3 separate regions of the Mus musculus genome follow, and all the other regions are linked to region 2. A link is a loop called in an ENCODE intact Hi-C map of the cell type or tissue named here. Cell type or tissue: left cerebral cortex. All regions are shown on one strand. Links, peaks and the distances in the headings refer to the core of each region. The heading gives the core; the rest is flanking DNA.

The links. Peaks named below come from ENCODE experiments on the same cell type or tissue, not always from the same donor. Only the 100,000 strongest peaks of a DNase experiment are listed, where the experiment ranks them.
Region 1: it touches region 2 in a loop (1.9-fold over the local background); 9 of 42 quality-filtered maps call a loop at or near these places.
Region 3: it touches region 2 in a loop (2.3-fold over the local background); 3 of 42 quality-filtered maps call a loop at or near these places.

What each region holds. Positions count from the first base shown.
Region 1 is chr16:49,496,599-49,504,271 of GRCm38, forward strand. No RefSeq gene overlaps it. Among named protein-coding and RNA genes, the nearest start is that of Gm4802, 88 kb to the left of the region's middle. In left cerebral cortex, for the core only: a CTCF peak has its summit at 4,444 (motif pointing right); a DNase peak (open chromatin) is centred at 4,424.
Region 2 is chr16:50,043,285-50,050,957 of GRCm38, forward strand. It overlaps Gm4827 (predicted gene 4827), which reads right to left. Exons shown (of 4, transcript NR_045935.1): 2 at 2,482-2,756. Gm32101 (a long non-coding RNA gene) reads left to right here and starts at 6,346. Exons shown (of 3, transcript XR_001781999.1): 1 at 6,346-6,462. In left cerebral cortex, for the core only: a CTCF peak has its summit at 2,932; a DNase peak (open chromatin) is centred at 2,934; H3K4me3 peaks cover 729 bases; H3K27ac peaks cover 744 bases.
Region 3 is chr16:50,238,378-50,246,050 of GRCm38, forward strand. It overlaps Bbx (bobby sox HMG box containing), which reads right to left. Exons shown (of 17, transcript NM_027444.3): 10 at 2,477-2,557. Among named protein-coding and RNA genes, the nearest start is that of Gm4827, 170 kb to the left of the region's middle. In left cerebral cortex, for the core only: a CTCF peak has its summit at 4,286 (motif pointing left); a DNase peak (open chromatin) is centred at 4,274.

The DNA of each region.
Region 1 (7,673 bases), core at 3,136-5,635, 550 kb before region 2:
GTGGGGGTGGGCAATGGGACCCTTCTTCTAGTCACATGGGAGCAAGTCTTCTCCTAGCAGCCTTCAGATGAAGATGTAGAACTCTCAGCTCTTCCTACATCATGTCTGCCTGGACTCTGCCATGCTCCTGCCTTGATGATGATGGACTGAACTTCTGAGACCTGTAAGATAGCCCCAATTAAATGGTGTTCTTTATAAGAGTTGCCTTGGTCATGGTGTCCGTTCGTAGCAGTACCTAAACCCTATCTAAGACACTCTGGGTGTGTGTGTGTGTTTTCTCTTTTTAGGTAGAAAGGTAACAGTATGATGATTCCTTGTGGCCTTTTCAGGCATCCTTATTGTTATTTTTACCCACTTTCCCCTTTGTCTGTATTCTGTCCTTCCCCCATCCATAAAGAGCCCCCTCCCCCATTTCCCCTATCAGATCACTTGTATCCCCCTATGCACCTCCCTGCTTTGCTCCCCAACACCCCTTTCCTGGCAATGGTCCCATTTTACTTTCTTATTTTCTGCAGTTACTACCAGCTATGTTCATACATCTGGAGACTTGGAGCTGGGAGTCTCCGCTGAGAAATTACATGTGACATTTATCTTTCCAGGTCTGGGTTACCTCACTCAATATGATCTGTTCTTGTCCCATCCATTTACACTCACGAAGACCTGCCACATACTTTTAAAAAGCTGTATATGGCTATGAAAGTAACTCAGTCAGTAACTCCATCAGGGGCATGATTCCAATGCCCAGAATAAAGCACAAAAATTCTGGTGTGTCAGAGGTGTGCTATCCCAGAGCTGAGAGGTAGAGATGGGGGGTGGGAGGAGCCATCTGAGACTTCTTGGCAAGCTCCAGGCCATTGGATTATCTTGTCTTGAAAAAAAGATGACTAGCAATGAAGAATGACACTCAAGGTTGACCTTTGGCCCGCACACACATATACATAAGGACACCCATCATGAGCCCACAATACTCTGTAAACACACATATCCCCAAATATAAAAGGCTATTATGTAGCCTTTCTATTAAGGATGAGGGATGCTTCCTTAACTGTACCTTATTCATTTCCAGATCTGCTTAGCCACAATGGCAAGGATTTCTGCATTGCCACATCATACACATACATTTGCACATTGGTAAAAATAGTGCAGACGAGTGAATCCCTAGAAATGAAATTTCTGGGTTAAAGGAATGAATTTTAAATTTTGAATATGCTGCCAAACGGCAAGCCAATAAAGCAGGATGCTTCCTGTGGAGCCAATGTGGTGTGCATGATGTGCTTTGGAAGCCAATCTGTTGCTCTCAGAGTCTTCTCTGTTGACCTGTGTTGTACTTGACCAGCTCTGACTGGAGTCTTGTCTGTTGACCTGTGTTGTACTTGACCAGCTCTGACTGGAGTCTTCTCTGTTGACCTGTGTTGTACTTGACCGGCTCTGACTGGGCTGTGAGATGTGTTAGAACTGTAGCCCCCAAACTCAGCCATGTAACCACCTGGGAACAGGAAGCCAAGCCCACCACAGAATTTCTGATTCAGTGGATGGAGCCTGCAAATTTGCATTTTTTACAGGCTTTCAGGTGAAGCAAATTCCCATACTTAGGGTAGGACTGGAATATGGGGGCTTGTTTTGTTCTGTTTTAAGCTCTGCCGGTGATTGTAAGGCATAGTCAGAGTTGAGGCAAACTTCCCCTACATTTTCTCCAAGCAGGAAATGATTATTATTAACCCAAGAGTTTTCACTTGATGTCTTTAGTATTGTAAGTTTTTAACATTCTTGGCTTAACTCATTATAGCATATGACTTCAGAAACAGAGGAGCAGATGTGTTCTTGACTCTCATTCTTCTGGCTCCAGAATTCCTGGTACTATTTGGCCCTGCTCCATATCTTTTAGAGAATAGAGCCTCTCTTCAGGAAAAATCTGAACCAACCACAGTAGTGTAGTATCAGGTGTCTAAGGCTTGCCACTTTCTGGCTGACTCGCTGTCAAAGGCTTGTGTTTATGAGAGGCTCACTAGAACTGCCCTGTGTCTGAGTGAAAGCTACTGTCCTTCTAGAACCCCATCTGGCTGGCTGGACTGTCTGGGATCATGCTTTGGCTGCTGGTGGATGGTGTCCTGCTTATGCTTAAAGTTTCTATCCCAGTGTTGATTGGTGACTGGCACAATGAGACACTGGTATCAACAGAGAAGCACACCAATTAAAGTGCAGGGATTCCTGGACTGGGGTCTGTAAACGAGAGGAACTCTGTGTAGAATCTAGCACACCCACTGAAGTGCAGGAATTCCTGGTCTGGGGTCTATATGTGAGAGGAACTCTGTGTAGAATCTGACATGGCTCCTGAGAAGCAGAACTATGTGAAGTTATATGTATGCATACATATGTGCAAGGCACAAAACTCTGAATTAGGCTCTGAGGACCCCAACCTTCATCAATTATTGAGACCATTTCTGGCAGCTGGCAAAAAAATATATCATAGAAGGGATGCCTTCTAACTTAAAGTAACAGTAATGGGTAGCCTTGCCGTAAAGTTACCAAGGATAAAATTGGTCCCAGTAGTCCTTTGTAGAGAAAGTTGTGCTGATATCATGGAACAGAGATGAAACCTCCTCTCCAACATAGATGGTCTTTCCTCTCTCCCCAGAGCTAGTTTCTAGTCTCATGAACCAGATTTGAAACCGCATCAAGAATTTAGCAGAAATGGAAAAGGTCATGTTATTGAATCAATAAGAGGCCAAAGCCCAGGCCACACTGGAAGAAACAGAGGTAGATCAGAAGGGAAAGGAAATTCTTCCTTGGTGTAGTGGCTGTTCCTGGTTGTCAACTTGACTATATCTGGAATGAACTGCAATCCAGAATTGGAAGACTCACTTGTGATCCTGATCTTGAGGCCAGAAGATACAAGTTTCTGACCTGGATCTTGGCATGGAGATCTTGGGGTATAGTGGCTATGAATCCCAGGAGAGTAAAGCAAGGAGATCTCGGAGTTCAAGGTCATCTGGGATAAAGCAGGTCCCAGGTCCAGGTGTGGTGGTACACACGTTTAATCTAGGCCACACCTTCTGCTGGAGACCTACGTAAGGACATTGGAAGAAGGAAGATCCTCTCTCTTCTTTTCCTGCTTGTCTTCTGGGACTGAGCAACTGCTAGATCTTTGGACTTCCACTCAAAGCTGCAGCGGACCATTGTTGGGAAGTTGGAATACAGTCTATAAGTCATCACCAAATCCCTTTACTATATAGAGACTACCCATAAGTTCTATGACTCTAGAGAATCCTGACTAATACACTAGGGAAGATCAGCCTTCCCGAATTAACATGTACCACAGTATGGCACCTACCCATATGTCCATAACTCCAGTCTCAGGGGATCTGACACCTTCTTCAGACTTCCTAAGACACTAGGCATGCCACTAATGAGTATACACATATGCAGGCAAAACATCCATACAGGTAAAATGCTGTTTATTTGGTTTTTTTTTTTTTTTTTTTTTTTTTTAGTCAAAAGACTAAATATTCTCATAGCTATCTCCTCTTCAAACAATCAGCTAGAATCACTTTCCCTTGGCCCAAAGAAAGACCTTAGATAGGTTTTGAATGAGATTCTATGTGGTATTCTCAGACAATGTTTCTGAAAGCCCAGCCTATTTGGTAGAATCTTCAGTGTTAAGATACAAAGGTCACAAACAGTATCTGGCTTTGTCCCTGGGGTAGGCTACATAATTGGGAGAATCCTGAAAATGCCCTCATTTCCGAGAAGACTGAACAAGTGAACTGACAAGTTGGTTAATAAACCCTATGTAACCTCTTGACTCCCAGATGAACTCCATCTTCTTGATTCAACCTTCAACTGTAGACACATTGACTCATTGAAATTCAGCAGCTCTCTATACCACCACCAGGACAGGAAATAAAAGGCTCAGCAACTAATTTCAGGCAAAGACCTTTAGGAAGACATAGTTATGATAAAGACTGAGAGACCACCTGTACAAGCAGTGTCATTAGATCCACCTCAGCACTACAACTCTATCAGAAGCCAGGGAGGCAGATGTGTCCACTCGGCACTGTGTGCAGCTTTCCAGTGGCCAGCTCAGCTGGTTCTAGGTCATACTTATTCCTTTGTGTTTTCCATGTTTGTATAATGAATATTTTCCCATAATCGAATGAGTTCAGGTGGTAGAGTGGTGTCCCTGGAAGACTAGCTCTCATTTGCTTGATGAACTGTTTTCTTTACTTCCTGTCTTTGACTCTCTGACTATCCTTTCTGGGGGCCCACTGAAACAGCTATGTTAGCTATAAGGCTTCAGTGGTTAAAAAGTCACACGTAAGGTACTTTTCCACTGCCAGCTTTAGCTCTGTGTAGTATATCTTCCTTCTAGTGCGTTCAGTCAACCATCACTCAGCCCAGAGGGTGACATTGAGGACACAGCGCTCATTCCATTAGTACCACTAGATGGCAGTATATTCTACCAGCCTCATCAGGGCATGGCTTTATCAACTTGGCCATGTATTGGGGGTTTCTTTTTATTTGTTTGAGAATTTCATACAACATATTTTGAACTTATTAACCCCTGTCCCAATTCCTTCCTGAACGCACTCAGACACCCTCCTTCCCCATCCACCTAATAATAATATGCAGTTCCTTTTTTTCTAATTTCCTTTCTTCCTTCCATTCTTCCTCCCTTTCTTCTTTCTTTCCTTCCATGGAGTCATTCCCTCATAATGGATCTGAGGGCATGCATTTACAAGAATATATATATATATATATATATATATATATATATATATATATATATATATATATATGCATCCTTCCTTGTTCTACATTTAATACTCTTGACTGATTCATCCTAAAAGTGGAATATTCTAGAAAAATTCAAGCATAATAAATGTAAGCATTTAAATATAGTCACATCCAACCTGGAAGTTTTCTATTTTAAAAACTACTTTAGAATTCCAGTTCTTGAGCTATAGCTAAAAGGCCTAAGAATTAATGTGTGTATATATATATATATATAAACTCAAGTTATCCCCGGTGAACTCCTCTAAACCTTCATGTTCTCAGTGCATTGTAGAAGGTTAAAGGTGTCCATTTCCTCTTGAAGAGACTTACCATTCCCTCTGAGTACGTTCTTATCTAAGTGTTTGCTTGGGGTTTATACTGAAGTCAGCACCAAGATAACAAAGGAGATGTAACTTTTTTTATTTGAGAATTATTATTCTGTTTTGCTTTGAAAGCTAACGGTAAGCATTCCTCGGGCTACAGAGTTTGGTTCATCGTTAGAACTGGCCAATTAGAATTGGACAGAGTTAACTGGCCAATAGACAGTAGTCCACTTAGGTTCTCATGTCATTAATATCTAGCAATGTTTTGTTTGCATTTCTTATTCTTTTATATACATTTTGTCTTTGGAACAAGTCTTAAAGTGAACATGTTAAAAGTAGGGGCATCTTTATAACAGTCCTGGGAATAAATCCTTCACCTTTATCTAACTACTCAGAGATTCAGTAGATCTTCCTACCATAATAAGAGTCCTTTACACAGTAAAATCTGTTAAGTGCATCCTGAACCATTTTATTCTGCATTTGGTGGCATTAGGGCACTACTGTGTTGCTTGTTCCCTAAATGCTTTTCCCTCTATCTGTCTGTAATGTCTATAATTAAACATAAGGGCCCAGCTAGGAGTTGCATCCTTCCTTGTTCTACATTTCTAATACCCTTGGCTGAGTCTTCCTAAAAGTGGAATATTCTAGAAAAATTCAAGCGTAATAAATGTAAGCATCTAAATATAGTCACATCCAACCTGGAAGTTTTCTATTTTAAAAACTACTTTAGAATTCCAGTTCTTGAGCCTAAGAACCTCAGTTCCGTGAGGGGAAAAATATGGCCTGTACAAACAACTAGTCCATCCTGTTCTAACCTTTAGGGTCTAGTTTGAACCCAGAGCTCTCCCAGGAACCCTGAAGAGAGCTGCTTCAGCAATGGAGATTTTTGAGATTTAAAGAACCCCAAAAGTTCAATTCAGGCAGGGCCTTCGTTGGATGCCTTTAACATATTCACTTCAGAGAGCTCTGGAGTGAGATGAGAAGAGTCTCCGTCACGGCAGCTTCAACTCTCAGAAGCGGAAGCAGAATTTGAGAAGAAAAGGAAGAAACAGAAAACCAGAGGTTTGCACCCTCGCGCTGATGAGCAGCGGCTGTGGGTTTCGGAATCTTCTCAGGAACAGAGTACATCCTATGTGGCTGCCTTTAGGACAAGGTTTGGGGTCTTGCCAAAAAAACAAAGCAAACCAAAACCAAACCCAAACAAACAAAAACCAGTCTCACTGAGCTCTAGAACCTAGGGCATTAGTGCGATATCATTCACATGGAGCAAACAATGCTAATAGCTGCAGGTTTTATTTTCTTATGTTCAGCTGTCATATGAGGCCCCAGGAAAACATCAAAATGCACTCACAGGCCACACACACACACACACACACACACACACACACACACACACACTCGCGCACACACGCAGAGGGGGGCGGGGTGAGAGAGAATTCGAGTATCCTTGAATTCAAATCCCTTTCTTAGGTGTCAAAAAACTGAAGATGCTGAAGCATGGAAGAAACACCTGTCAGATGAGAAAGAAAGAAGTGTTTGCAAGTCCCTGCCTGCTACAGGGAAAGGGCAAAGGCAAAACTATGGCTGCTTGATGCATCCCTACTGAAAGGACTGAGTGTTAATGGTGTTAGTGTAACTAAGTGACATAGGCTCCCATTTGCTGGATCTCTTCTTTATTCTGTCATGGCAAGTTGGTGACTTCACACATTATGTTGCTTAGCTTCTAGGGGGAAGGTGGGAGATAAAACAAATCAAAACAAAAACAAAACAAAAAGCCCACCAACTACAGAAGGTGGGGAGGGAGGGGAGGGAGTCAACATTGCCAAAGTGTTTCTCAGCATACAGATCAAAGGTACAATTACAAACTCGGGTGATTAACAACAATTATATTATCTATCTGATTAGTTCCCCTAGGTCAAAGCTATGTGTTAAAAAGGAAATCGTTTGAGCCTGAAGTTTAACTTGGTTTCAATATATTGGCTAGGCAACTAAAGGACAGTCAAAACCAAAACAAAGGAAGCCCATTAATGTGTAGACTGGCTTCTTTCTCAAAGGTTGTTTTCAGCCTCAGTTCCCATGAGGTCAATATTTAATAAGGGTGTCAAGCTAAATTTGGCTGCTTGTGTGTTTGAGTTAGCCTAGCTCTTGCTTTCTGGCATTTCATAGAATTGACTGTGGTGAGAAAATCTGGTCTACTTGAAAGACTGCGAATCAAGCTCTCAAAGAAGGTTCTGATGCACTGCAAAAATACTGTGCCTTGAAGTCTGTCCTACTTCCTTCCACAAAGAACAAAAACTGAAAGTACTTTTGCAAGGGAGAAAAAAAAAAAAAGCTTGATTTCAGGTAACGTCAAACCTCAGCTATAAATAAACTCTGTGAGGAAACTGAATCCGCAGAGAGTCTGTGTCGCATCAGGTACATCCGAATGTCGGAGAACAGCTTCCCAATTATAATCATCAGTGCAAAGGAAGTCAGAGATCCAAACAGCTAAGGTTAAGAGGAGAAAGCTGAAGGGATCATGAGCTGTGATGGGCGGGAAAAGGAAGGGGCGGCTGAGGCTCTGGCATGAGCTCAGTA
Region 2 (7,673 bases), core at 1,941-4,440:
ATTTAGAAGCCAGTGACTAGGAAATCACAACCAATAATCCGTTTAACAAATACTCGTTGAATGCCATGTATAAGCCAGGCATTATCCTAGAACCCAAAGAGAAGGTCGAGAACAGGGAAGACATGGGGCTTGTACTGTAATGTGTGAGAACAAACTAAATTGCAATGGTAGATCATTGCTATGTTTTAAACAAATAAAAGCTAGTCTGAGGAGGTAGCTCATTTTGTAAAGGCACTTGTCCCCAAACCTGGACAATTGAATTCGATCCATGGGATTCACATAGTGGAAAGAGAAAAAGAAATCCCTCACACACATTGCCCTTGGACCTACACATGTGTACTAACACACACACACATATACACACACACACTACACACACACACAGAGTCAGTCAGTCAATCCATCTACATAAAATAAAGCATTGTGAGATAAAACAAAACAAAACAATGTGGTTAAATTTTGGAGAGGCAGAAGGGCCCTACTCTATGAGCTCAGAGTAGAATGATATGAAGCGCTTTTGAGACTGTCTGATATCCAAGGTCATTTACAGAAAGGGAAAAGCCAGGGCTGGAACTGGAGAAAGGAGGAGCTGAAAGGTTCGAGCCCCATGGAGAAATGATGAAAATGTGCTGTGGTGGAGCCGGATTCCAGCGCTGTCTGAGATACAGCAGGGTAGGCAGCAACCGGAGGGCACATGTGTTCATTGCTTCTCTTGTGTCTATGAGCAGATACAAAGACAACTTAAGGAAGTAGTCATTGTAGTTGATCACTGTTTGAAGGAGGGTATGGGAAAGTATGGCCCAGGGAGTGTAGGGGTCTAGACACCCATATATGAATGTATGAATAATACTGTGTCCTTCATCAGAAAACAGAGAGTGTGCATGCTCATTATTTAAATTACGTGTATGGGAGTGTCTGTGTGTGCCTATGTATTCATTAGACTTAAGTGCCAGTGGCATCAGAGTTACAGGAGATTGTTAGGTCCCACAGCATGGGTGCTGGGAACTGTGCCAGTTTCTCTGCAAGAACAGGAAGCCCTCTTAACTGCCCAGCCATTTCTTCAGCCTCCCTTGATTATTCAGCCAGAGACCTCAACCCATGGAATGATACCACCTGCCTTCATGACACACCTCAGCTCCTCCTTGGTTAAACCTCTCTGGAAGCAGACACATCCAAGGGACACACAACTCCCAGGTCATTCCAAGCCCAGTCAAAATGACCCTGAAGATAAACCCCAGCAGACTACATTCTGGCTATGGGAAAGAACATCATCTAACCAAGGCAGGACAGCCAGGGCTACACAGAGAAACCCTGTCTCGAAAAGAAAAAAAAAAAGGAATATCTGATTTACATTTTAAAAGACCAATCTGGTTGCTACAGTGGCAAGTGAAGCCCCTCTTTGGGGAAAGGTGGCAGTAAGAAACTGCCGACAAGATATTTTGGGTATCCAGGTGAAAGCTGATGAATGGTGGCTTGTCCCCGAGAGGAGCTGCAAAGATGGCGAGGAAGCGACAGATGCAGACTATTTTGGAGGTAAGCCAACAAGAATTGGAAGGGGATGGAAGATACTATTTCTAAATAAAGAATACAACAGTTCCTATCTTTAGTTCAAAAGCCTTTTATGTCAAATGATATAGCAGCTAATAGATCCACTCTAAAAATATACTTAATGTACATTTATGCTAATATTAAAGTTCTTTAGGCCTTTAAAGTTTTTCTATCATAAAAATAGTGCATGCTTATGAAAGAAAAATTCCAGATACAGAAAAACAAAAGTTAGAATATTATATATATATATATATATATATATGATACAAGTTTTTTTTTCTGAAAAATTATGGTTTGATCTTGCATTGTGAGGGCGCCAAATCAAATTCCTTTCTCTTTCTCTGTCCCTGTCCCTCCTCTCCCTCTGTCTGTCTGTGTGTGTCTCTCTCTGTCTCTGTCTCTCTCTGTCTCTGTCTCTCTGTCTCTCTGTCTCTCTCTGTCTCTCCCCCCCCTTCTGTCTCTGTTTTTTTTTTCTCTCTCTCTCTCTCTCTCATTTGAAAAACTGCAGTTTAACCACAGCAACACAATAGCTTCCTGTAGATCTATTTTGTGTATCAGAGATACCTTCCCGGGGGGCAGACTGGGGCTAGTGGAGTTCCACCTCTCCCAGACCTTAACTTAAGAACTTCACTGGCCTGCTACACAAATCTATATCTATTCCTGTTTTGATGGGGAGGAGGAGGAGGAGGAGGAGGAGGAGGAGGAGGAGGAGGAGGAGGAGGAGGAGGAGGAGGAACCCCAGTTATTGACAGCAACATTTGCCTGAGCAAGGATGAATAATTCAGGTCAGTGGGGGAGCTAGTTGGAAAACCTTTTAAAAGGGCAGTCAAGCCTGTGTTTAGAATCCAGCTGATGTGTGGCCTGTTTCTGTAGGAGGGCCCTTGAGTTCTGTTATTTTTAATGCATTTGCCCTATACCCCTCCGCAAACTCACCCATGCACTAGGTTCCCTATTTGACCTTGTCAATTTAAAACTTAGGATGCGGTCGATTGCTGCACGGGATTGGCGAGAGTGAGTGGTTAGGGGACACAGCAGGGGCACGGGACCCTAAGGTCCTGCGCAGAGAGAAGAGCCGAAGGCTAGGCTGGTCTTTCAGCAGCGTCCCATCCCAGGCTGGTGAGGTAGCGCGAGCCAGTGAGCTGTAAAGTGGCAGGAACCTCCGCGCAGCATCCTCTCCCCTGCCGCGCGCAGTAATGGATCTCTGCGTCCTAAAAGAGGAAGATAATACCGGGTTTAGCTTATAAATAGATGGTTGTATGCTCTCCCTGCGAAGCATTGATTGAGACAGCCAAGCTGACTATTGATCTAATTTTAACTTACATTTTAGCCCTCACGCTCCCGCCTTCCTGTCAGTGCTCCGGTGAGTGACCGGCATTAGCCAGTGAAACCGCTAGAGGGCGAGCCGCTTGCCTCCTGGGCTCTATGGGTCTGGCCTCTATTTATGCAGACTAAACAATGCTAGCCTTCATCGAATCTGAAAGATAGGAGTTTGCTTTTCTCGCGCTGGGATGACCTCATCACTGATGAAAGTCAGAGAAAAGCATAGAATTGGACGACTGGCAGCAGAGAGAGATAAAGCTTGCAGTTAACCTCCTCCCACTCCACCACTTCCACAGAACACCAGGCATGTGCTTCCTACCCAAACCTGGTGAAACAGTGAGGGCAGACGAAGGGAATGAGAAGTTCTCGCAGTTGTCACTCCTGTGAAACAATCACGGTGTAAAAAGTTCATACTGCCTATGCCCTGCCTTTACTGAGATGTCACTAAATGCCAGTACGAGGCCGACCTCCAGGCAAGTGACTTAATTTAAAAATATATTATTTCAGGCCAGCCTAGGCTAGAAACTGAGACCCTGTCTCAAAACAGCCAAAACAAACAAAACACTATATATGTGTGTGTATTCATTATTTCTAAACATAATTCATATTGTCAAGGTTTAATGAATACCAGCAATTTCATACTAGTGGTTTATGTAGCTCAAATCTTGTGGTATTAATAGGGTTGGGAATTGAAGCCCACCACTTTCTCGTTCATTACCTTTTGAATCATGGAGTATTGGATACAATGTGTGGGGGTGCCAGCTATGATCAGGTTAGGCTGATCTAGATCAGGCTAGCCTATGGGCATGCCTGGAGGGGCTTTTTTCCTACTTAGGTTAAATGGAAAGACCCAGCTCGGTGTACACAGTACTATTCTCTGGCATTTGGGTCCTAGGCTGTATTAAGTAAAGCAAGGAAAAAACCCCACCAGAAACAGAATGCATACCTCTCCAGACGTTCCCACCTCGCCCTGAGCTTCCTCAGCATTTAGACCTGCCTTTCCTGATTGAATAAAACATTATTCGTAAGAGCTAGTGGCTGCCAAGCATCTGTTTCAGGTCAGGCATTGTGCTTGCCATTATAATTACATTCATTACCTCATTAAATCCTCAAGAAAACCTATCAGATTCTATTATTAACTCATTTTAGAGCTTAAGAAGCAGGCTACAGTCTTTGCCTAAAGTGGAGTACCTAGAAAGGGACAGAATCCTTGTTGATTCTGTGAGGGATTGCCTAGATCAGGCTAGCCTGTGGGCATGCCTAGGAGGGGCTTTTTTCTTTCTTAGATTAATTGGTGTGGAAAGACCCAGCCAACCGGCCCGCTGTATGCAGTGTCTCTGGGGTTGAGTCCTGGGCTGTATTAGAGTAAAGCAAGCAAGCACAGGTGAATTTATTTCTCTCTGCTCTAGACTGCGGATGTGCTCCGACTAGTTGCTTCAAGCTCCTGCCAGTGTGACTTCCCCCCAAAATAATGGACTATAAGCTGGAATTGTGAGCTAAAATAGGCCCTTTCTCCCATAAGTTGTTTTTTTATATCGGGATATTTTATCCCAGCACCAGAAACGGAAGTAGGACAACCATCATGTTGCTAGGTAGCCGGTTAGATATTAGCAGGATGAGAGGACATTCAGGCTGGGCTACCTTCTCAGAATCAGCAACGTGGAAAAGCAAAGAACTGGAGCTTCCTCACCACATCTCTGGCCCTGGTGCGATGCTCTGAAATGCCAGGATATGATTAATGGGTAACCGTGAAAACCTGGCTCAGGAACTCTAAACCTTATAAGGTTACTGTATAGCAGGAAACCTTCTGATAAAGAGCAAGTCGCCACATAAACAGTCACAGAGGCACACACCTATGATCCAGTTCTCAAGAAGAGACAGCAAGAGGACCGGAAGTTTAAGGTCATCCTCAGCTACATAACGAATTCCAGATTGAAGCCAGACAGAATGCATGAGACCTCGTCTAAATGAACAGGAACAAGGGTGCACTAATACCCGCTCCTGTCAGAGTTGATCCAAGGATCATCAAAGAACACACCCAGGAACAAAAGTAGCTTGTCATCTGGTTCTGTCAACTAAGCTTTATCAAAACACACACACACACACACACACACACACACACGCACGTGTTGATCCAAATGAGCCTGTCAATCACCTGGAAAGAAAAAGATGTCTCTTAGGAAAGCTGACTGTTCCAGGGGCTTAAAGTTTGTGCACTTGTCTCTTTGGTTACTGTACTATTAGCATTTCTCTGGAATAAACTGTATCATCTTCTACCCTAAACTGTGGGTCACCTTTGAATTCTCTCCATGGACATCACAAGAGAAGTCCCCGATGAGATCCTGATGGTGTTGTCAGGTATATTAAGAAACATGCCTACCTGTCAAAACTCTGCATGCCTAAGCGGAAGGGTAGTGTGTGAGAAGGAAAGATGGAGACCTTGTAGTTAGAGTTGCCAAGCCCAGACCCAAACCTGGGAAAACTTCAAAGAAAAAGACTTCAGCACACATTATCATTGCAGCAGCATCCGTGGAAATAGCTGGACAATGTAGAAATATTGTCATTGAAAGGGAAGATCTTTCTCAGTTCTCTGTTCAACCAAGAGATGCTTACAGTGAACTGGCCAGTTTGGTGGAAAGAGGAATACTTTACTAAGTTAGAGTGTCTTATCTCCTCAGAGAACCTCATGAGGGAAAGAGGTTATAAATAAGAGGGGGGGGAACCCCATTCACCGTTATAATTTGTGATGAAAAGAAAAGGTTTGGCAGAAGGAGCCAAAAGAGGCTAGTCTGAGGCACTGACATTCAAACAGGGAGCTGAACATGTGTAGGAGATACCTGGTCAGGCTGGGAGCTAACCTTGGGAAAGAAACAGTGTTGGGAGAATGTGATTGGATGAGAGAGGAGGATGGACAACTCAGGGTTTGTTTGTTTGTTTGTTTGTTTGTTTGTTTGTTTGTTTAAAAAAACCAGGGTGAAATAAACATCTTCAATGCAGTAAGAAATCTTTAAAAAAAAAAAAAGATGTAGACAACAGACACAGTAAGTGATTTATGATTTAGGAAAGTTGCTTTTTCTGAAGCCAGGAGAACATTTAGGAAGTGGGACCTGGAGAGACATTCAAGAAGTTAATACAGTCACTGTTCCATGTGAGGTGATGGGGACTGGACCAAGAGGCATGCAGATGGAGAAAAGTGAGTGGACTGTCGTCAGTATCTAGTGGTGTGTCAGTGTGACTGATGGGCAGATAGGGCTCAGGTGCTCTCTGTTTCTGGCTCGAGGCATTGGGTTGAGTGACATACCATATTTTAATCTAAACAGCAGAGAGAGAGAGAGAATAACTAAAACGAACCACATTCTCATTTGAAGACAGAAGGCAGCTAACCACCCAGACACTTCAAACATAAATGTAGAGTAGTTTGACACTTTCTTGATCATTCTGTTTCATTATATCAACAGGGAAGTAAGGAATGTACTTGTGTTGCTTAAGAAAACCTTGAGACTGTGGAGGAACCTGACGCTCTTCTAGCTATAACTCTCTGTCTTTGGGCAGAGCTCACCTTCAGCTGTACTGAGGCTGCATCCTACATTTAAGGTAAATCACAGTATTAGAGTCGGAAAGGGTGGCATTGCACTGATGACCAAACTATCACTCGGAGGGATGGAGGGACTTGCCCAGAGTCACTCAGTGAGTTGTAAATAAAGGGAGGGAAGAACCAGGCCTCTGTGTCTTGCTTCCTCTTAAGGACTAAACCATCTCTCTTAAACACAGAAGCCTTCTTCAGAAGGACAGGCTGCCAGGCTGCTATGACATGTGGACAACTAGGGGATAATAGGGATTTTTTTGTCATCCATATACTGAGACACAACAAAATGGTGCTTTGCTGAATTCTTCCCTAGGTAGGTGCTGGCCCTGGACAGGGGTATTAATTTTGAGCTGGTCTTTTTTGGGATGGGACTAGTGTATGGTTTGTCACTATGACAGCCAATGAAGGAAGCATCCACTGAGATTCATTCACTTAATTAGCAGTGACATCAACAAGCAAGAACATTCCCTTCCTAGGGTGTCAGTAGTAACAAAGGAGAGGGACATTAGCAGACCATCCCCGACTCACTGAGGGAAAGGATAGCAGTTGCTTTATGGAAGCTGGAAGCAGATGAATTATTAAGAATGCTTCCATTTTTATGCTTTTCAGCCTGCTTATCTGCCTTTAGCAAGCTGTTCATCAATGGGAAAACATTTCTTTAATGATGAAGATTTTTTTAGGACAGCCCCTTCTTTTCCTGGCTATCTCAGTAGCCTTGGACATGCTGGGTACTTGCCATCCCTGGATGGACACAAATGGCTCATCTTTTATTGCTGTTGTTGTGGGCTGAGTCTGAATTTAGCTCCTCTGTACTCATTAGGGGAAGAAGACGAATGGAACATCTGTGTTGGAGCAAACAGACCTTTTCCTACTGTTCGGATTAATGTGGTTTCCTTCCAGTTTCCCCCTTCAGGTTGGAGTTGTTTCCCCTTGCTTTTCCTGCAGACACTCACACATGTACCAGCCTCCTGCTCTCCTGCTACAGAGCAAGAGGGGCTATGGGTTATTGCAAGCTCTGGTCTAATGAAGCACAACACTAACTCGTAAGCTTCCTTAAAACATATGAGGGATTCATTGTGATTTATTTTTTTGGTAATCTGATTGTGTGGTTCTTGAGCATAAGCTTTGTGCACATCAATGCTCTATTGTGCTGTCAAAAAATTGGATATCCCCAGCTTTTACCCCATCCTGGGTTTGACTCGGAAGGCACAGTGAATGG
Region 3 (7,673 bases), core at 3,136-5,635, 200 kb after region 2:
TGAGCTCTGATTTAATAAGAAATCCTTTTTATGACTGAAAGAGAATGACAAAGAAGATCCCCTCTTTTAGCATTCTGCCCAGCAAAGCATCTCAAAGGTTCAGGTTACTATCAAAAACAGCTTAATAAAGATAAATGTTATGTGTAAAGTTAGTTTGTTTTATATTTCGTGCTGTTTAATACTTCATCGTTTACATATGTGTGTGCACACAGAGAAATACTATAACCAGAAAAAGCAGATGGACCATATATTCATATTATTGAAGAAAAATGGTCATCTCAAGTTGTTTTGACTATCTTGAGTCTGAAAAAAATCAATAACCTCACAGTGTCTCTCCTGAGATATGTTTACAAGGTTAAACACAGATGCACTCACATCTGAAGATCTTAGCATACTCCTGAAGTTCCTTTTAGAACGAGTCCCTGCTGTCTTAAGAGTTTCCCTCAGTGTTTCTAGTCTTCACAGTCCTCCAGTTGGGTCTGAATTTGTATTACCCAAGATTCATGTTAATCTGGCATCCAATACTGTCACGCGCTCTGGTCGAGTTAGCTTAAGCGGAGAGGCTTAAAAGTCACTCATGAGGCAAAGAGCTTCAAGGAAGCTCTCTTTTTAAAGTCTGGCGTTTTTTCTAACCCATACATTAATTTTCTATTTTTGCATTAGTCTAGTGTATAGATCTACGTGCTCTCTTTTAGTATTTTTCTATTATAAGTGTCTTTTAAGATTAAATTTTAACATAGCTAAAGCCTTTTGCCAGTGTTCTAAAAGTCCTAAAACGTCCTTGAACAAGACCATGAGCTTAAAATTCAGTAAGAATGTTACTAATCAAAATAGCCTCTGGTACTATACTATCACTTTAAATAAAAGTTAGGTCACTCTCTTACATAAAAATTTACCATCACTAAGGAAAAAGGAAGTTTCAGACCAAAAGAAAAACCAAAATAGATACTTAGAACTATAGCAAAGTTATACCCATACACACGTATTTACAATGGCCTAAGAAAAGGGTGGACTATACAATAGACTAAAATAGGAATTATGGCAAGGGCACGAAGCCCTTGACCCTGGCTTCTAAGATTAAGTAAATCTTAGGTAGAGCCCTTTTTGATCCTAGTTGTTATCAATAAATTCTATCCCAGGTGGTTTTCGTTAGACCTCTTGTGTTTACATTCCTCTGTTTTATATAAAAATCTAGTAACTTCTTTGTACCGTGTGGGTATGTCACCCAACTTCTTTATTGTCTTCTACATAAAAAGTCTGATGCTCGACTTGACATTACATTCAGATTCTACACAACCTCTCCTGTGTACATCTGTCCGTCAATTCATCCTACGCTTTGTCCACCCGCGACTAAAGACCCGTTCCACACAGACAAAGGGGCCCAAAGGGTCTGCGGCACAATACAATGTATTAGTTTGTTCTAGTGTTTGTATCTGCTACTGTTTCAGGGTCTTCTATTCCTAACTAGAACTTGGCTTAGCTTTAAAAGCTCAATATAAAGATGCCAACTTAAAGATTTCAAACACTCAGATTTATTCATTTAATGTATATGAGTACATTGTTGCTGTCTTCAGACACACCAGAAGAGGGCATTGGATTCCATTACAGGTGGTTGTGAGCCACCATGTGGTTGCTGGGAATTCAGGACCTCTGGAAGAGCAGTCAGTGCTCTTAACCACTGAGCCTTCTCTCCAGCCCCAAACTCTCAGATTTTTATGATGAAAATGATAGATGATCTCATTAAGGTCAATTTGTAAAAGAACCATGCCACTCACAAAAGAAATCAAAGGGCCCACAATGGAAGGAAAAGGAAAAGGAAGAAAATGTTTAGCATTGTAGTTTCTCGTCATCCACTTCATGTATCAGTTGAGAGTGTCCTGGCTGTGATGAAATCCCCCCACATATTCTCTTTAGCGTCGCAACATGATAGAAATCTACAAGTTCATCCAATTGCCGTGTAGTTCCTCATTTGCCAAGGGAACAATAGGAACATGTCTCATCAAATGTGTGAATGGCACTCCAAGATCACTACTTTGATGGTGTCTCAGCGGTCGACGAGGACTATAGAATATGAAATCTGAATGCTCTGTGCATGTTCACATACCACACTGACTAAAGGAAGTGCATTTTATAGATTTAGAAGTCGTTTAAGAAAATAATAAATAAATAAAGTTGGGGTGCTCAGGCTGGACTTATTTAAACTTGCTAATCTTAGACTTACTGCTTCGAGACAGACAAAACTAGCCTTATTAAAAATAATACGTGTGAAGCAACTTTTGAGATGTCCCTGTATAGTCTTTATCAGTGCCTGATGATTTTGAGTAGAAACATTCCCTATCGTAAAGTGAAAGGTAGTCCTCTCACTGTTGGAAACCAGGTATGGCATGTTTGTGTTCACGGATGAGACAGCACAGAAACACTACCCTCATTATTTTGTAATTTGTACATCTGTGGATCTTAAGTGCATATGACTTGCCTCTGCCAGTTGAAAGAGTGCAGAATTTCCACAGCGTTTCACAGGCTCAGTGCCACCCAACTGCGAAGTGCTTGAAGAGATCTATACAGAGAATAATCCACATAAACAGTATTAATTGCGATGACAGAATCTTTGGTTCCCTACATACACAATTAGAAATTTTCTTAAGTTTATAGATCTAACATTGCTCCCAGCTACCAAACTGCTTTAGCTACATCAAATCTGAAACAATCATTTTGAGAACCATTTGAGCTGCTCAAAAATAGGTACAGGATTGATAGCTATATAATGACAAGAATATTATCTTTCATATTCCTGATACTAAATTTAACTTCAGCCTGATTTGCATGTTGGTTTCTACTTAAGAACTAACTCAACAGTTGGCCAAATTCAAAGAGATAGAGAATTATTTTGCATTTACAATCAATTAATTTTTAAGGAAAACTGTGGGATTTCTGTGGAAAGAACTCATTAAATGGTAGGAAATATAACAGAAGTTGGGGGAGGGGGAGGATTTTTTTTATAAAATCCTGACTGCCCTTAAGAGACCACTTATAAACTATACTCCAAAAGTAATAGACCTCAAACATGTGGGGTACAGTTAAGAACCTGCCTGCACTATGCTGGGTTCATCTGCATATATGACATCATCCTGACTATATACTTTTTGCAGTACCTGGACACTACTATGACTGAACACCACCACCCTTTCTTACTTCATATATAAACTTCCTTTTCCATTTTAACCTCAGTAACAGTTGAAAAGGGGATACATAGAGGACATGAACACAGCATTCTTCATGGGAAGAAGTCACCATCAGAGCAAGAAGTAACAGTTTAAGCATGCTCAATATCTACAATTCTGAGTTCTTTCTCAGTGTATACAGAGCTTTCTCAGTTTGGTTTAGGAGGAACTCTGGCCCATTAACTTGTACTAGGTGGCCTAGTGACCATGGGTATCAGCTCTGGGACAGATGCCATGCATGGGTACTCACTGGTAAAAGGGACTCTACAAAATAAGAGCCCTTTATAGAAACACGGATTTAATGTGTTACGTGGGCTATTAAAAACAAATGTCTAACTAAAGGAGGTTATGAAGATTGTTTTTCTTCCTAGACGCTACAGTTTAAGTAGGTTTTATGGTCATTCTCATCACATCTTGAATATAGCATAAGGAGCCCAATCTTTCTGAAGTTTGGAATATTTTCCACTAGGCAAGTTTTCACTGAAGCATAGCACTTCCTAACTACTTCTAGAACGAGTTGAGTTTAATTGTTCACCTATGACTAGTCTAAGAGAAAACTAACAAGCTATTATCACTGACTCTTTGTAAATTAAGGAATGAAGGATTGAATGTACATGTCAGGCTCCTGAACCAAGATTCTAAAATGTAGGAGCCATGGCTTCTATGCCAGGCAGACATGCTGTCATTATTTTCTGCTACGTAGCTGTAAGCAAATACTCAGGACTCTGGGCCTCATTTGCTTTACCTTTAAAGTACAAGAAACCCTGCGCAGTACTGCACTGTGGGGATTGGGTTTCATGTTAGGGAGTAGCAAGGTTCCAAGGCTCTACTTTATCTCTGAGATAGTACAACAATCGGCACTTATAACTTATCATGATCACTAAGAAATATAAACACTTTTACTACAATTCCAAAATTGGCTACACAATGAAACTGAATAGTTAGTTTGTAGACTATCAACTTTGTTGTGTAAGCAAGCACGACCGAGAGGCAGCATGCTGGGAAGCAGTGCACTCTATAGCTCATCTCTGTGCTTCTTTCTTCAGCTCCCTCTGCTGTTCCTTTTGGTCCACGATTTCTGTTACTACTTGACTGCACTTCATCTTTACTGTAACTGGGGTCTCATAAAGTCCAGTTCACACTAAAGTCTACTTGCCCCCTGTGAATGCACTGTGAGGTGTTCTTACACAGTAGGATAGCATGCCTGCTTTTCTTTTTAATCTCTAGAGATGTTTACCTGTTCATGGCTATAAGACAATTCTCAAAAAGTTGCTTAAAAGCCTGATTTCCAAAAGTATGCATGTGTGGGAATGGTTCATGTTTCCAAATTCTGACAAAATTTTCATGAAATGACTTCTCTAAACATGTTTTTTAAAATACTATTTTTTGAAGAGTGAATATTTTTTCAGAAGTTGACATTAGACTGGACATATATTTTAGATGCGTCAGTCTTTTTCTAGATTCCTCTGTAGCACCTAACACTGCTGATGCCATTGGGGTTGGAAAACTCCTCCCTGGACTTTGATTCCTGGAGATTGACCTCTGAGACCATCCCTTGTTAATCTTTTCTGCTGGCTTCTTTCTACACTGATCCTACAAATTCTAGTTTTCAGAGTTTTTGTCTAGGGCCTAATCCCTTTTAACGTCACACATTGTTTTAGTAATGTCATCTGTGATGGTAGCTTTGACTTCAAGAATAAGTCATAGAAATGTTAATCTGTCATTTTGTTATTTTTCACTCCTACAAAAAATTTCCAACGTAAGGGACATATGCTTTTCCCTTTAAGTAAGAACAGTATCGTAAATGTCCGTTTACCAATGACTGGCCTAAATGGTGCTTCCTCCCATCAGTGTGTGAGTGCTACACTGGTAGATAACGAATAAAGTGTACTATAAACTCATAGCTGTGAATAATATTTTCCTCAGTATGTATGGTGTGTGTTATGATGTTAACACTATTTTTTAACTATTATGTAATATTCAGATTATTTACAAATAATAAGGGTACATGAAATAGTATCTGAAATAAAAGGAAAAATACTAAGAAAAAATTTCATTCTGAAGCTTTAAAAAAATCTTCATTTTTAGGTCTTTTTGAGGTGTATGAGTATACAAGGGAAATAGGTGGTAAAGATCAGAGTCAAATTATTAGGTGATGATGAAATCTTTTGCAATTTTAAGTTACTATAGACACTAGTCTAGAAGAAAATGACTGCTCAAATAATAAATAAATAAATAAATAAATAAATAAATAAGGCATATGAGGATAGCTGGCACTGCTCACTTTAAAAGAAATGTTAATGCTTCCAATAAAACATACATTATGTTCTATGATTAGTTGCAGTGAAGTAAGTATGCAGTGTTTTTATGGAACGCAATATTCTGTAACATATTAAGTATTCTATCATGAAAATGAATGCTCTAAATTTGTACCTATTGCTCATATCCTAGTGTGACAAAACCCTAAATTTGGTATGATTATGGTCCTACGTATACTGGCAAGGTAAATATCTTCTAAAGAACGGATTAATGTCCACATCTATTTGACTAAATCATATAGATTAGCCGTGTCTTTTTAGTAAGTATGTTATTTTTTTTCAGTCCAAAGACATACACTAGGTTTAAGAGCCAGCCACGAATCAGACAAAGGATGTGCACTTTGGCCAAGTCTTTTAGACCTATTAAATAATGGAAAACAATAGCAGCTTTTTGACATTATATTCAGCCATCGGTCTTCAGGAACTACATCTAAAGTGACTGATATGCCTCTCTACCTGTGAACAGCAATGCAGATAGGAAACTCATTTTGACCAACTGAACACATCCGAGCTTAGGACCACAGAGTGGCAGCACACTGGATGGGCTGAGAGGAATCTAGATGAAATGTGAGTATCAAAATGAAAGAGGCTGACTGACACAGGGGCAGGCAATCTCTGCGCTCCATTTCTTCCTAGATCTTATAAAGCAGGGGTATTATTTTATCTTCTTTAATATAAACATCCATAAGGAACCTATAAAAAGCAAAATGACTTTGCTGAGCCATGGTTCTGTGTAGGTTAATTTCAACAGGCTTTAAGATAACCAAATTTGATTGAAAAAAGAAGAAAAAAAAAGAAAAGGAAAAAAGAGAGAAAAGAAAAGGAAAGAAAAGGAAAGAAAGCCCTCCTTAGCTTTCAAGGCAGGAGCCTAGGACTTGACTTGCTATGAAAGAAAAACAATCCATTTATAACTTTTTTTTAAAAAGGCCAGAGTTCATAACAAGTGTGTTTCCTTCGATAATTATACTTCACAATAAATAACCCATTTCTAGAGAACACATGGCTAAATGCCTCCAAAAAGCTTATAAATGAAATTAGCAGAAATACTTTCTGGAAATACTTCATGTGTCTATCTTATAAATATTTCCAAACCGAACACGTTTGCAGAGTTAAATGTTTCCTAAATACATAAATGTTGACTCTCTTCTTAAGTGGGTAATAATAGGACCAAGAAGAACTCCTCAGAAGACAGATGGAGATATAAAATGGTAATTTGGTATCAAACAGTTAACTCCTTCCTCTGTTTCCACCCTCTCCTCATGAGAACAATGGGAATGAGAAAGTGCATTAACAATAACAATTAATTGTGAGTTAGCAGCAACTGGAGAATAGTAGCCTTAAGCTGTGGCTCTCTAAAAAGAATCCTAGTGCAGATGTAAGTTCTCAGACTTAATCTCAGCCTGGGTGAGTCACAAGTCCTGGGCATAAGAATCTTTCTACATTTGAGCAAAACTTATGGGAGACACTGATGTATTTTAAAGTGTGGAAAATCTTTGCTGTGGACTTACTAGGAAAATAATTTCTCAAAGGTAATATTGCTTCATGAAATAATTATAAAATCACTGTGATTAGAAGGTACTCTATTTTTATAATATATATGTTCATTGTAGAATTCAGCAGACAGCTTTCCTTAGTTCATTTAGTTGACTCTACTTTCGCCTTATGTATGCTGGCCTACTATTGGATGACACTATGGTCACATGGTAAAATATTAGACTGCAGCGTAGTGCTCTCCTCCCCCGTAAGGAAAAGCCTCAGACAACTCATGAATCTCTAGAAAAGCACAGCTTCTCCGATGTAAAGCAGGTACAGCACATACTGTTGAATAACCCATGTGACTTGACTAATCGGTTCAGAAATTAAAATGGCGTGGGAAGGAGATTGCATCAGACTTTTGGGAATAGCAAATTTGTATTTGTTCACATTATCCAGTCTGGATTATCCTCCATGCCTGACTCATGCGACAATTCCTTGAAGCGGCCCCTATTAAAATTTCAATTTAACAACCTTAGGCTTCCTCAAATCCCACAGAAGTTTACTTCAACCAAAATACTTTGGGAAGGAATGCTGCTAAACAGTAGTGTAACATCTCGAGATGTTTCCCTGAAAACTGTCTAGTACGGTTTTTTTGGTC